2 separate regions of the Homo sapiens genome follow, and region 1 is linked to region 2. Evidence: chromatin contacts called from ENCODE POLR2A ChIA-PET data. All regions are on one chromosome and are shown on one strand. The core of a region is the stretch at or near the end of the contact, and the rest is flanking DNA. Distances in the headings are between cores, read along the strand shown.

The links. ChIA-PET counts read pairs that join two places held with the same protein, here RNA polymerase II (POLR2A).
Region 1: POLR2A ChIA-PET joins it to region 2 with 17 read pairs in PC-9. The contact joins two enhancer-like sites. POLR2A ChIA-PET finds 5 or more read pairs at or near these places in 2 of 52 experiments (PC-9 and activated T-cell).

What each region holds. Positions count from the first base shown.
Region 1 is chr4:168,450,309-168,456,978 of GRCh38, reverse strand. DDX60L (DExD/H-box 60 like) reads left to right here. Exons shown (of 38, transcript NM_001012967.3): 7 at 827-940; 8 at 3,697-3,855. Among named protein-coding and RNA genes, the nearest start is that of DDX60L, 27 kb to the left of the region's middle. Within about 2 kb of position 5,063, at least 4 of the 41 ENCODE cell types and tissues checked have a DNase peak (open chromatin) inside an H3K27ac peak, as active enhancers do.
Region 2 is chr4:168,814,685-168,821,520 of GRCh38, reverse strand. All of the region lies in intron 10 of PALLD (palladin, cytoskeletal associated protein), which reads right to left. Among named protein-coding and RNA genes, the nearest start is that of PALLD-AS1, 170 kb to the right of the region's middle. RefSeq lists enhancers at 4,381-5,016, 5,017-5,651. Within about 2 kb of position 5,425, at least 16 of the 41 ENCODE cell types and tissues checked have a DNase peak (open chromatin) inside an H3K27ac peak, as active enhancers do.

The sequences.
Region 1 (6,670 bases), core at 3,814-6,313, 360 kb after region 2:
TTGGCCTCCCAAAGTCTTGGGATTATAGCTGTGAGCCACCATGCCCAGACTGTATATATATTTTTAGTGTACATTTCATTAAGATTATTGCATATTTTCTTGTCATTAAGAATTTTTCATAAATGTAGTATCTAATGAGTGCATTATATTTTCTTAATGCTAGACACTTAAATTACTTCAAAATTTTGGCTCATATAAATAATGTTATAATGAACATTTTGATGTATATGTTTTTTGTATACATATTGGGTTATTATTCCTCTGTGCTAAATTCCCAGAAATTCAAAACTGGATCATAAGGCATCAACATATTTAATGATCCTGATGGACGTTGTCAAAGAGCTTTGCAGAAATTCTATACCTACCTGTACTTTTATCTTTAATCTGTAAGAGAGGTGACTCACCACACAATTTTCAATGTTGTGTGATATTATTTTAAAATTTTTGATATTATTGATATTTATAACAAGCTAATTTTTGTTTTAACATATACTTCTCTGATTTTTAGTAAAATGGGATGATTTTATTTTTATTAATAATCTATTTCCTTCTTTGTGAATCAGTTCATGTTTTACTAAATCTTAATTTCTTATTATTTAATTTCTTTACATATTTAGGTTTTCATATTTCTCTGGCATATTGGTTGTAATTATTTTTCAATTTTCTATCATTAAAATGATCATACATTTTTAAACTAAACATTTGAAGTTCCGTTTAGTCAAATCTATACAATCGTTTTCTTTATGTTTCTTACAAGTAAGAGCACTTCTGAGTAAAAGAATATTTCTAAATAATTTGACATTTGAAGAAATTTCTTTTTTGATAGGCGTATCAGACTCTATTTCTGCTTCAGCACCTATGGTCAGAAGGATCGGACATCCAGCGTGTTCTCTGTGTCACTTCATGTTCACTATCCTTGAGAATGTACCATCGTGTCTTAGTAAGTAAAAAGAACACAGCCGCCAGGCAGAAAGCTGTCATTCATCAGGTGTAACTGGTATAACTTCACTGGTGGCATCAGGTTCTCCACTGTGGACATACTCTTGGTTTCTGACCGCCATTTTCTTCATTAGGAATTTAGCCCCTTCCCCCACCAATTTATGTGTATTAAATACCAAAAAGGGGAGAAAAATTAGAATCTGTATACATAAGAAAATATTATGTTACGTAATTTAGTGTTTTTCTTAAAATACAATGTACAGCAAGTTTTATCTGGTGTTTCACTTAGTAGTTATTTGGCCCAGTTCTTCTAAAAAACAGAGAAAGTGAGGAGGAAGAGGAAAAGAAACAAATTGGAGGAGGGGCCCCACTATACGCTGTGTTTCAGGGTCTTTGTGTTACCTGACACCATGTAATCTTACAACTTTTCAGTATAGCAATTATCACTCTCTCCTGTCGATTCAAGACTTTGAGACCAAGACTTCCCTAACCTACCTAAAATCACATGGTAAAAGGCAGCCTGGATTTTGACTAGGATGGTTGGCTCCACAGCTTGTAATGATTCTGCTCTGTTAAGTTGTGTATTTAAAAGAACAGTTCTGTTATTGTTTATTAGTGTCACTGAGACTATAGAGATCCTGAATTTTTATAATTGTTTTCAGCTTATAGGGCCCTTTAGGAATCTTTTGAGGAACATGGATTTTCCGCTCTACTATATGCATCCCTGCTTGCATAAGTACACACACACACACACACACACACACACAAAGTTTGTATGCAGTCTAGATATTGGTGTGTTTCAGGCTGAAAACTCTGTTCTTAAAACAAACAGCAATAAAAGAAATAGAAAAAAAAAGAAAAAGAAAAAGAAAGAAATAATGTGACTGTACAGGGCTCAAGAAGTTAGTATTCTATAGGAGAAAATTGTCCATTTCTTAAATCTATCAGCATGTTTTCATAAAATATTTACTTTGTGCATGGTAATATATATGCCAAAAATAAATATATTTGGAGAGAGAGAAGAAATAGACATGATATCTACCCCCACTGATCATACATATCTTGGAAGGCAATTTTAATGTCCCTTTGAAATAACTAGAGGAATTTCAGACCTCTAGTCTGAACCACCAACTCAACATTTTCACTTGGATTTGTAATAGACATCTCAAATTTAGGATTTCTGGAACCAAACTCCCCAAACCTGCTTCTGCCTCACTCTTCTCCATCCCAACAAATGACAACAACATTCTTCTAGCTGCTAAAAAAAAAAAAAAAAAAAAAGGAAGCTGTTTACTCTTCGGGAGCACCATGGAGAATGGAGAATGGAGAGAGCAGTGAGCATTTTATGCTTCTTCCTTCTTGATTCTTTCCTTAGTTTGAATTTCCCATCTTTGACTTTCTCTTGACTGATAACACATTTATTAATTCCCTTAGCTAAGGATATTGATTGTCTAATGTGTGCTAATAGCTGCTTTCAACCTACAGAGCTGGGATGTTATGAAGACTAGCTAATAATAGGTAACATTTAGGGCTTACTGTGTATTGGTGATATTCTAGATATTTCACGTTTTTCCAGAAACCCTATGAGAAAGTGTACTGTTACTATCCCAATTTTATACATATAGGAGAACTGACTCATACAGTGTCTTGACTGGAGTTAGACGGTTTTCAGAGCCCAGATCCTGAATTACTGTGCAATAGTCTTTTTAATGTAGGAGACAGAGCACTCCAATATTTTAATTTAGTATGTAGTACAGTAGATCTTAGCTATGTAGATTTCTCTAAAATTGTGAATTTGAATACTTAAATTTTGAAGATAAACAGTAAAAAATGAAGAACTTAGAAACTTTATTTCAGCATGATTGTCAGAATTTTAAGAGCATGCTTAAAAATGATAATTACCTTAATATATTCACTTTTATGTTATGCTGAAGATGTGCCGTGGGTGGGAGTGTGAATAGCACCCATCATAGGGTTCTGGGTATAAAAGCTGATTTCTCACAAAAGTTCATATTGATTAATTTAATTTGCTTCTTTCTCACATGATTTAGAGATGGCTAGGGATCACTGTCTCATTTGAATCTCCTTTACTCTATTTGCCTAATTGTTTTTGGAAAAATATTTTCAAATGACCATGCACGATGTTTTTGGTGGTTCTAATTTAAAAAAATGAACATATTGAACCCAAATCAATCTCCTTGTAATTTCAGTTATCCCTAATTTTGCTCTATGAAGATACCCAGATTAAGGTTTTTTTAACCTTCCATATGACAACCTTTTATATATTCGAAAATAGTTCTGAAGTCTCTGCCACAGGAGGTGAAACTTGACCATTTCCTTCCCCGATTTCTCATTCAATACGTTTTACAGATAGATTGCCATCCGGGATTTCTCACCCTGAACCTGCCATGGGTTTGTAGATATTACTCTTCATTCTCTGAAATGACAGAGCATTTTACATGGGGCTCTGTCAATCCTCAGACCTCTGGGTCAGGGACTTCCTTTGCTGCCAACTCATTTAAAGTCCAGCTTCACTGAAAATCATAAGAAATGCATTATGTGAACTACTAAGCCTGGAGCTTTCCCTCCCTCTTACCTACTTCTGTATCAGTGCAGCCAAGTTTGTGTATGCAGAAGGGGACTTTCTCACAAATGTAGATGTAAAACTTTGAAGATATGATCTTCGTGGAGTGCCTATTTCAATGCCATTTCACAGCGTGACATTGTGACTGTTCTCATCTTCTTTATTGTACGCAGGTGCACAGTAATTGCCTATCCCTGCAGGAGGTGGAAGATTTCTGCAGACTGCGTTGCCTCTGTGTGGCTTTTCAACTCCACTTACCCCTTTCTCAGAGAGCTTGTTCTCGAGTCATCACATGCTCTTGGATTAGGAACAGTGATTCTTTCTTAAAAATGGTAAACATATTTTGTTTATTTTTTGTCTGAACATGAGAGATGAAAACCATGATCACCTTTAAAACTAGAGTTATATTGGAATAATGCCAGATCTAATTAGCTGATAAATCAAGTTCCTATTTTCAACAACTTTTATTTTTGGTAGTGTAATGAGGAAAACCACAGTATATCTGTTTTATAGAAGCATGAGAGCCTCCTCTTTTTCCTTCTTATCTCTGATGAGATCTTGTTTTTGTATAATCAATCATAGAAAATTGATTGACATTGTATTCTCTTTGTAGAGAAACTCAGGAAAAGTGTTTATGAATTTATTTTTTCTGTTTTTAATAAAAGTGTATTAAAGGAAAGTTAAAAATTGAAGAAAAAATAATAATATGTACTCCTAACCCACTGTTCAAATTAATACTGTTAACGGTTAATATTTTGGTTTAATTTCTTTCATTTTTTATTTTAGGGCCTAGTTTTTGTTATGGTTGCAATCATACGATATATGCTACATATTATTTTATTGTAAAAGCATTTTCACTTTTGGTTAGCATAATTTTTAAAATTTTTAATTTTTGTGAGTACATAGTAGTTGTACATATTTATTGAGTGCATTAGATGTTTTGATACAGGCATGCAATGCCTAATAATCACATCATGGAGAATGGGGTACCCATTCACTCAAGCTGGTTAGCATAATTTTTATGGCTACTAAATACGTTTGAGTGATTGTATTGTAGTTTACTTAATCATACCTCTATAAAGGGACATTAGGATCATTTGAAGCTTTTGTATCATAAATGCTACTGGCCTTGAGGGATAATTTGTAATGAATTACCTTGAATAGATTTTCTGAAATGGGAAAAGAGATGATAAGCCAAAAAGGTATGGAAAATTTGAGGATCTTGATAGATACTGTCAAATTGTTATCATAGACATTTTAAAACCAGTCTGTCAGGCAGCTGGTCCACACATGTTTATTCAGTGCATATTCACTGTGATAAGCACCAAGGAAGGAGTGGAGAAAAATACAAACTCATATCTCTTCTTCTTCCATGGAACTTCAATTTGCATTATTGAATAAGCAGTAAAATGATTACAAAGGTGCTGATGGATATGAAGGAGGGACTAATGAAGCTTTGGAAATGAATGATTAAGAGATACAACCCAGTCTGGAAAGGTTGACCTCTCTGAAGAGTGAAGACAAGTGAAATGACTCATGGTCTGAAGGATGAGTAGTAGTTAGTGGGGGAAGGGAAGAGCAAAAGGTTTTCAAGAGAGGACATAGCACTTGCGAATGCCACAAGGAGCTCAGATATGTTTAGTGTGACCAGAGAGGAGAAAAGCTGATGAAGCTGAGGAGGGGGTAGGAGAAAAATCAATATAGTACTTGTTGGCTCTGTTAAGGACTTAGGAAATCCTAAGAATAATGAGAAGTGATTGAAGGATTTCAAGCTGAAATTGACATTTTTGTTTAAGAGTTCTTTGGCTGAAGTGCATAGAGCGCATTGTAGACATCCAAATATAGAGGTGAGGAAACCACCCCAGTGATCACATGGTGATGATGCTAACATGGCTAAGATGTTGGTGGCAATAGGAACAAATAGAAGTCAAAGATACAAGAGTTCTTTAGGCTTTGAAACTGACAGGGTTAAGGAACAGGATATGAGGCAGAAGGGAGAAGGAAGAGTCAATGATGACTTTCAGGTTTCTGGCTAGGCCAACTGTATGGATGCTGCCACCGAAAGAAGAACATTCTGAAGAGGAAAACAATGAGTTTGGGAAATAGTGAGTTTGAGGTGGTGGCAATGAGACTTCCAAAGGAAATATGTAAAAGGCAGTTTAAGTATTCTTTAGACTGGGAATAAAAATTTGGGACACATCAGCCCATGAGTGGTTCTGAATACCATACCAGTTATGTGTTTTTCTAGGTAAAATGAGAGGACATCTAGGTTCAGGGTCCAGAGATATTCCAGAATTTAGTGGTCAGGTAGAAGCTTAAGAATTAGAAAAAGACACTGAAAAAGAGTGGTGAAGATAGATGGTAGAAAATCTGGGAGAATATGATATCTTAGAGTTCATATGAATCATATTTCAAAAAGAAGGAAATGGTTTATTAGTGTCAAATTCTGCAGATAATATGAGGATGTTGACAAGAAAATTCAGTGACTTTAATTTAATTGCATGAAAGTCAAGGCCAATTATTATTGTTGTCATTATTATTATTGTTTTGAGACAAGATCTTGCTCTGTTGCCCAGGCTGGAGTGCTGTGGCATGACCATAGCTCACTGCAGCCTCGACCTCCCAGGCTCAAGTGATCCTCCCACCTCAGCCTCTCTAATAGATGGGACTATACGCCACCATGCCTGGCTAATTTTATTTTTTGTAGAGGCAAGGTCTGGTCATGTTGCCAAGGCTGGTCTTGAATGCCTGGGCTCAAACAATCCTCCTGCCTCAGCCTCACAAAGTGTTGGGATTATAGGCATAAGCCATGGTACCTAGCCAAGGCTAATTATTATTAAGAGCTGTTTTGGTAGAGTGATGGGGTACAAAATCTATGGAATATTCAACAATAGTGAGTGGATGGGTATAAAATAAAGGTAGTGGAGGCAACTCTTTCCTTGGAGTTGGTCTTAGTTCATCTGTAATCTTTTTTTTTTTTTTTGAGGGAGACCAGAGTTTTATTATTATTCAATTCAGTCTCCCCTGAGCATTTGGAGATCAGAGTTTTTAAGGACAACTTGGTGGGTAGGGGGAAGCCAGTGAGCCAAGAATGCTGATTGGTCAGGTCAGAGATGAAATCATAGGGCGTTGAAGCTGTCTTCTTGC
Region 2 (6,836 bases), core at 4,176-6,675:
ATAATACATTAAACATGTATATATTTGTACATACATATATATACCCATATCTGCATACACACACATACATATACTTGATATTTTACCAAAGGGGATGAATGATGAAAAAAAAAATACCTTAGTATCCCATGGTTTTAAGGTAAGATGAAATAAGTAGAGAACAAATACGTAATCAACTCATCAGATAATGTTTTGCAGAGGACTTAGGATTTCCATTTCTAATGTCATGCTTAGCACTATTTGTTTCATAAACATACACTTTCACACATGCAAATTTAACTTCAGGTGAAATAATTGAGTCTATTTTCCACTACTTTGGGGAGGAGGATGGATTAGGTAAAGATAATTCCTTCAAATCATTCCTTTATATGGAGATTCAACTAAATACCCTCACTGTGAGTTACAGAGTAGATTACTCTGGGCATATCTTTATGTCTGCGACATTTGGAGCTTGGATGTTGTGGACAAGCAAAGCATGCGACTTGCTAAATCTTTTTCCATACTGATGTGACAGGAATCATAACCCAAAGAAATACAGAGACATTGATTACTCAATAACTCTTATTGCGATCCTCACTTAATAAATAATAGTATCATTAGATTCCTTCACTGGTATGACATACAACATTGCAAAATTTATATATGTCTGTCCTCCAAATTTTCACTGATGCAGGTAATTTTTGGAGTTATCTGTGTAACTATCATTCTCATATTCAAATAGAAAAATTATCACCTGGATACCTGGCTTCTGGAAGCCCATCATTTTATTTACTCAAAGTAGAAGTTCTTCCTCATACCTTTGGTCATAGTCAAGAGAATTGTCATCTGCTTGGGATACTTTAGGTGTATTTTCAAAAACTTTCACTGAACACCTACTGAAGTAATGCAAGTTCATGCTTAAGAGCTCATGCTTTGGGTGTAAATCCCAAGGCTGATACTTTGTCTAAATCTCAACATACGCACTTGTGATGCATATGTATCCATACGCATAACTGGCACTATTTCTCCATGTTCTTTTCTAGTCCTCAAAGCATAGCTATACAAATAGCTTGCAGTTTCACAAGGTAACTATTATTTTATCATTTATCATAAACATTCTTGCCTTCATAGGCTTAATTGTTACTAGTTTTAATTGCTGCGTAATATTCCATTGCTAGGTGTAAGGCTTTGGGGAAGTTATTTAACCTCTCTGTGCCTCAGTTTCCTCCTCTAGTAAAATGAGAATAATAGCACTGCACACCTGATTAATTGCTGCAAGGATTCAACGAGACTTTGGAAAGCATTTGGCACGGCGCACATGGCATTGCTGCCAATAAGTTTAGTTATTACTGAGAAACATGACTTCTGCCACTAAGGAGTTAACATTCTAAATAAGTAACTAGATGAAGCAGAATCACCTTGCCTAAGACAAGACTATAAATTGTCTAGAGCTCCTTCAAACTCTTAAGTCTTTCGAAGTAAGACTGATGGAAGTACTGTTTAAGTTCGCCACAGGAGAGGGGCAAGAAGGCAAAGGCAGCAAGTAGAGCTCTAGAGAACAGCCATTAAGGATTTAACTACTATTTTCAACAAAGGAGTTGGCTCTGGCATTAACTCTTTATGAGACCCTGCACGATTCACTTCGAGTCCTGTGTCTCCATTTTCAAATCTCCACTATAGAGGGTTGGATGAGATTACATTTAACATTCTATGATTACTCAATAGTTATTATAAGCCATCACAGGAAATTCTATAAATATATATTTACTTCTTTGCTTCTCCTCTGCTTTTTGACACCTGGGTGTGTAAATAATTTCTGCATTGTTCTAAGTCGCAATTAATTTTCCCTGGAAATGCAATAATTCAAACAAGCTGATTTATGCAAAATGCTTTCTAATCATTTGGAGTTCTTTATAATTACTCCCAGCAGTAGCGGGGTCACCAAAACAAAAGCATGGAAAGATTAAATGAACTGCTCTTTGTGAGAACAGTTTATTATGTGATCTCAATGTCAGGATTGGCTCCCAATTGCCATTCAGGGCTTTAGAAGGAGATCCTGATGCAGGTGCTCTGAATCTTCTCTTTAAACTGGGGTGCTGCTGATGACGGTGTTTAATCCTGGGCTGACTCTGCCAGTCTCTGGTTACCTCACATTATTCACAGCTATACCGGAGGAATCACACACACACACACACACACACACACACACACACAAATGGTCTCGGAGCCTCTGCAGTTACATTTTTGTGGGTGATTGTTTTTCTCACAAAAGAATTACACTTGCTATTTTTAAATAATTGACATTTTGCTATTTTTGCTAGCTTTGCTATTTTTAAATAATTGACAAGTCAAATCAGTAAGTAAAACAGTTCTGTAAATGGCAAAGTCTATTACAACATCACTAACTAGCTACACAAAACTTTGTGACTTATATTTGCTGGATAGGTAAACTCTGAAGCCTCAGTTCTTTCTGACTCTGGAATCCTGCCTCTTGCCTGTAAGCTTGTTCATCATCATCTTTTTTTGAAAGGCATTTATTATTGAAAAACACAAAATAAAGATGACAAAAAATCTACCTCTATGTATGTATAACACACTAGCACTATTTCACCATGTTCTTTTCTAGTCCTCAAAACATAGCTATACAGATAGTGTGTAATTTTACAAGGTAACTTTTCGTCATTATTGTATCATTTATCATAAACATTTTTTGCCTTCATAGGCTTAATCATTACCAGTTTTAATTGCTGCATAATATTGCATTGTTGAGATAAGAGAATATTCTGTGTATTTGACTTCTAAATTTTTTGTTTTGAAATTATAAAAAATATGCTATACTAAACATCTTCAGGCTTATACATTTCTTTTCCCATTTTGAGTTACTTCCTCAGGGCAAATACTGAGAAGTATGATTTTGAAGTCAAATACTCTTTTTACCACTATTTATTTATTTATTTGAGACAGGGTCTCACTCTGTTGTCCAGGCTGGAGTACATGGTATAATCATGGCTCACACAGTCTTGACCTCCTGGGCCCAAGCCATCCTCTCAAGCAGATAAGACTACAGGTGTGCACCGCCACGTCTGGCTTTTTCGAAATATTTTTTTGTAGAGATGGAGTCCCATTATATTGCCCAGCCTGGTCTCCAACTCCTGGGCTCAAGTGATCCTCCTGCCTCAGCCTCCCAAAGTGCTGGGATTACAGGCGTGAGCCAGCACACCCAGCCTTTTTTCCCTGCTCTTGACATCTATTGTTAAATTGCTTAAAAAAAAAAAAGTCAACTAGTGAAGCATTGGTAGGATGGAGCTTGGTCATTAAAATGACTATTCGTGGGCATAACACTGTGTCTCATTTTAATTTTTTCTTTGTTTGTGATAATAAACATTTTGTCATAAGCCTAACATTTTCTTGAAGCATGATCAAGGTAGCTTATTCAATAGAGTTTATATTTCAGTTTAAGTGGGGGGCAGGTTATTTTTGGAGCCAGAATACACTACATTGTAAGATCATCTACATGCCGTGGTCAATCTTTGTGTGTTCCCTATTTTGCACTCCAGTTTAGCTCTCTACCCAAACTCTTCTGGGCAGGTTCTGGTAGTTTCTGATTCAAGTGTGGGCTGTCCAATTTTGTATTTTGCATGAGAACAGAAGGATAGATTTGTTCAATTGCCAATCCTAGAGTTGCCAACAATTTAGTTATTGAGGGCTTTCAAAAGTCTTACCCAGGATGAATGTCTTCTATTTATTCCTAGTTGCAGACATAAGTAAATTGATTTCTTGGTTAATAGAAATAATTTCTCAATGTTGGTTTTGTAGGACAAAAAAAGGTTGTTTCAAATTATGTTTAGGAGTATCTGAAATTCTCCTTCCAAATCTTTGTTCTCTTCCACCCGTACTGCAAAAAAAGTATCAAAATAAGAGCAGCATTTATCCATAGGATCAGTGACATATTATTGGCCACTCTGGAGAGTTGGGGAGATGGTATTGAGAAGATTAAAACAAGTACTGACAGTTTCTTTGCGTAATTTGCCTCTTTTGACATCTTTTTCAGTAACTATCAACATATTTAAGTTAGACACTGTATCTAATGGACATTTAACTGGCTTGTTAAGAGGTAAGATTTTTCTCAAAGGATACAGTTATAATTCAGTGTTCAGGACATGTCTGAAAATGGGTTTCCAGATATTTCTGTTGGTTCTTGGAAACTTCCATCATCTTGGGCTAAAAGTTTCATGCATTACACATAAAGGGAATGTGATGGTGCGTCTAATGCACAACTTGCGTTTTTCTGTCTTTAACAAAAGCATGCTTATTATTGCCATTGCCACTGAAAGAGCTTCTAAACATCTCTTCAGACACATGTCTATAAAAAGCCAACAGAAAGGGATAGATACGATCTGTTTTTCTCACTCCAGCTGAAAGACCAGAGATACTTCTTTCCCTGTTTATTTTGTGGAACAAGTAAAACAAAAATCCTTTGCCCTTTCTTCTTTGCCTATTTTTACTCTCCGCAATTGCCTTGAGTCCCTGACACACTTCTATTCTGAAATACTTCAGCACTCACTTCCTTATTTGGTCGCTGGAACTGCTCTTTGTCTTGTTCAAACATTCTGCCAAGCTTGCAGCCTCCCTTCACCCCCGCCCCTTGCCCACGGCTCCCCCTTTTCTACACACACACACACACACACACACACACACACACACACACACACACACACACACACGGGGCTAGCTCCAACAGGTCACTCTGACTCAGCCTTCTCTGTAGCTCACTAGCCAATCCCCCATCAGTTATGCCCATTTAAGGAGTACCTTTTGGAAACCATAAAGGACCAGAGAGTTTTCAGCTGTTTAAAAAGACTGCTATGTTGCATCACTGGAAGTCACCGCAAAGCATGTATTTCACACAATTGCCCTCATCCTATGGCAGGGTATGTATTAAAAACAACCACCACCAAAAAAAACCCAAAAACAAAACTCCAGGCTGCTTAATTAGTGGTTACTTTATTCCTCAGTGTTTTGGCAGTTAGATTTGGCTGATAGAGGCAGAGTTCACTATCTGGTTAGTTGTCAATGTTCTCTAATCTATGATTCATGCCAAGCACTCCAATCTAATACTTAAAAAAAATATATATATATATATATATATATACACACATACACATATAACATAGGTCTAAGTAGATGTGCCAATAACACAAAGTAAAGCTCTGGGTTCCTAAGCGAAGAACACACATTTTCAATAAATGTTCCCTTTGCTCTCTTGTGTTGAAAACAAGCAGGCATTTGGAGTGCTGAAGGCTATTTTCTGGTTTCTCTGCTCAGATGTGAGTGAGGAAAGCACGGCTCTCTGCATTCCCTATTTAAGAAAGAGCTGTAATGGTCCCATCCAATAACACAGAGCAGTGTTTCCTTACATATAAACAACTGAGAAATTCCTTGGGCAAGCACATAGCCTTTTGGTTCCCGGAACAAAGCGGATGGTGGTATTCATTATGTCAAATAAACACATCATCCACACTCCAAAGGGAAACCTGAAACAATAAGCTGAACAAAGCAGTTTTCAAGGTTTTAATCCTCTTGCAATTAGCCCTTGTCTAACTCAACTGAAAAATTAAGAGTGAGCGATTTTCCCAGAAGAAAGTACCCTTAAGTGATTAAATATCCACAGTTTGTTCCCAATACTTGTTCTGAAAAAGAATTGGAGCTCGTTTTCAGAGGCAAGTAATCTAAACATACAGGATATCCTATCGCTTAGTATTATTTCTCATTTAGCCACCGAAAATGGTCTGTACCTTCCCTCGTCCACCGTGTTAATTCCTGCAGCCCTGTTACTGGGCAGGCATTGGGCTATCCGCTCCAACCAACCTTTATAGTTTCCACTTTGATCAGAATAAGCAGCAGATCAAATCCTATAGGAAGCACGTTCTCTCCCTGCCTTGTTACCATTCAGTCGATTTTGCATATTTGTGTTCACCATGGTGACCAATGTGGAAATAGTGTTTAGCTTATGAAATTCCCAAAGTGTATTTCCCTATTTTATGGAGGACAGTTTTAGACTGGCTTGGATGCATTCTTGTTGGAGGAAGACTCAAATCCTTCTTGGATATAGGCAAGGTGTAAGTGACAAATATACTTTCAACTATTTCCACCAGTTAGAATCTCAACGAGCCTGGATGTGCCTTACAAAGTGACTTGTGGGTTCAAACTTGTTTAGGTTTTAGAGCACATGGAAGTTGTGAATGTTTGCACACTATTACACTTCATTCTATTACAGGAGCACCAAGCAATTCTGCTAAAAGAAAATGATGCTAGTGTATGCCTGCAATATTGAAACAGTCACAAGCATATGTCCATGAGAAATGAAATCTGTCAAAGCCCTTCCAAGTTAATTTTAAAATGTTTACATTTGCTCATTCATCTTGTTCTTGAAAAGAAAAATGGCAGAGGTCACTAAAAGATTAAAATATTCGCCGGGCACAATGGCTCATGCCTATAATCCCAGCGCTTTGGGAGGCCGAGGCAGGTGGATCATTTGAGGTCAGGAGTTCAAGACCAGCCTGGCCAACATGGTGAAACCCCGTCTCTACTAAAAATACAAAAATTAGCAAGGCATGGTGGTACACAACTGTAATCCCAGCTACTTGGGAGGCTGAGGCAGGAGAATTGCTTGAACCCAGGAGGTGGAGGTTGCAGTGAGCCGAGGTCGCGTCACTGCACTACAGCCTGGGTGACAGAGCGAGACTGTGTCTCAAAACAAACAAACAAACAGAAAAGATTAAAATAGCCATTGTCTTTTAGGAGAAAAATTTTAAATTGAGAAAATTATAGACATTCGGGAAAGAGGGTCACTGTTC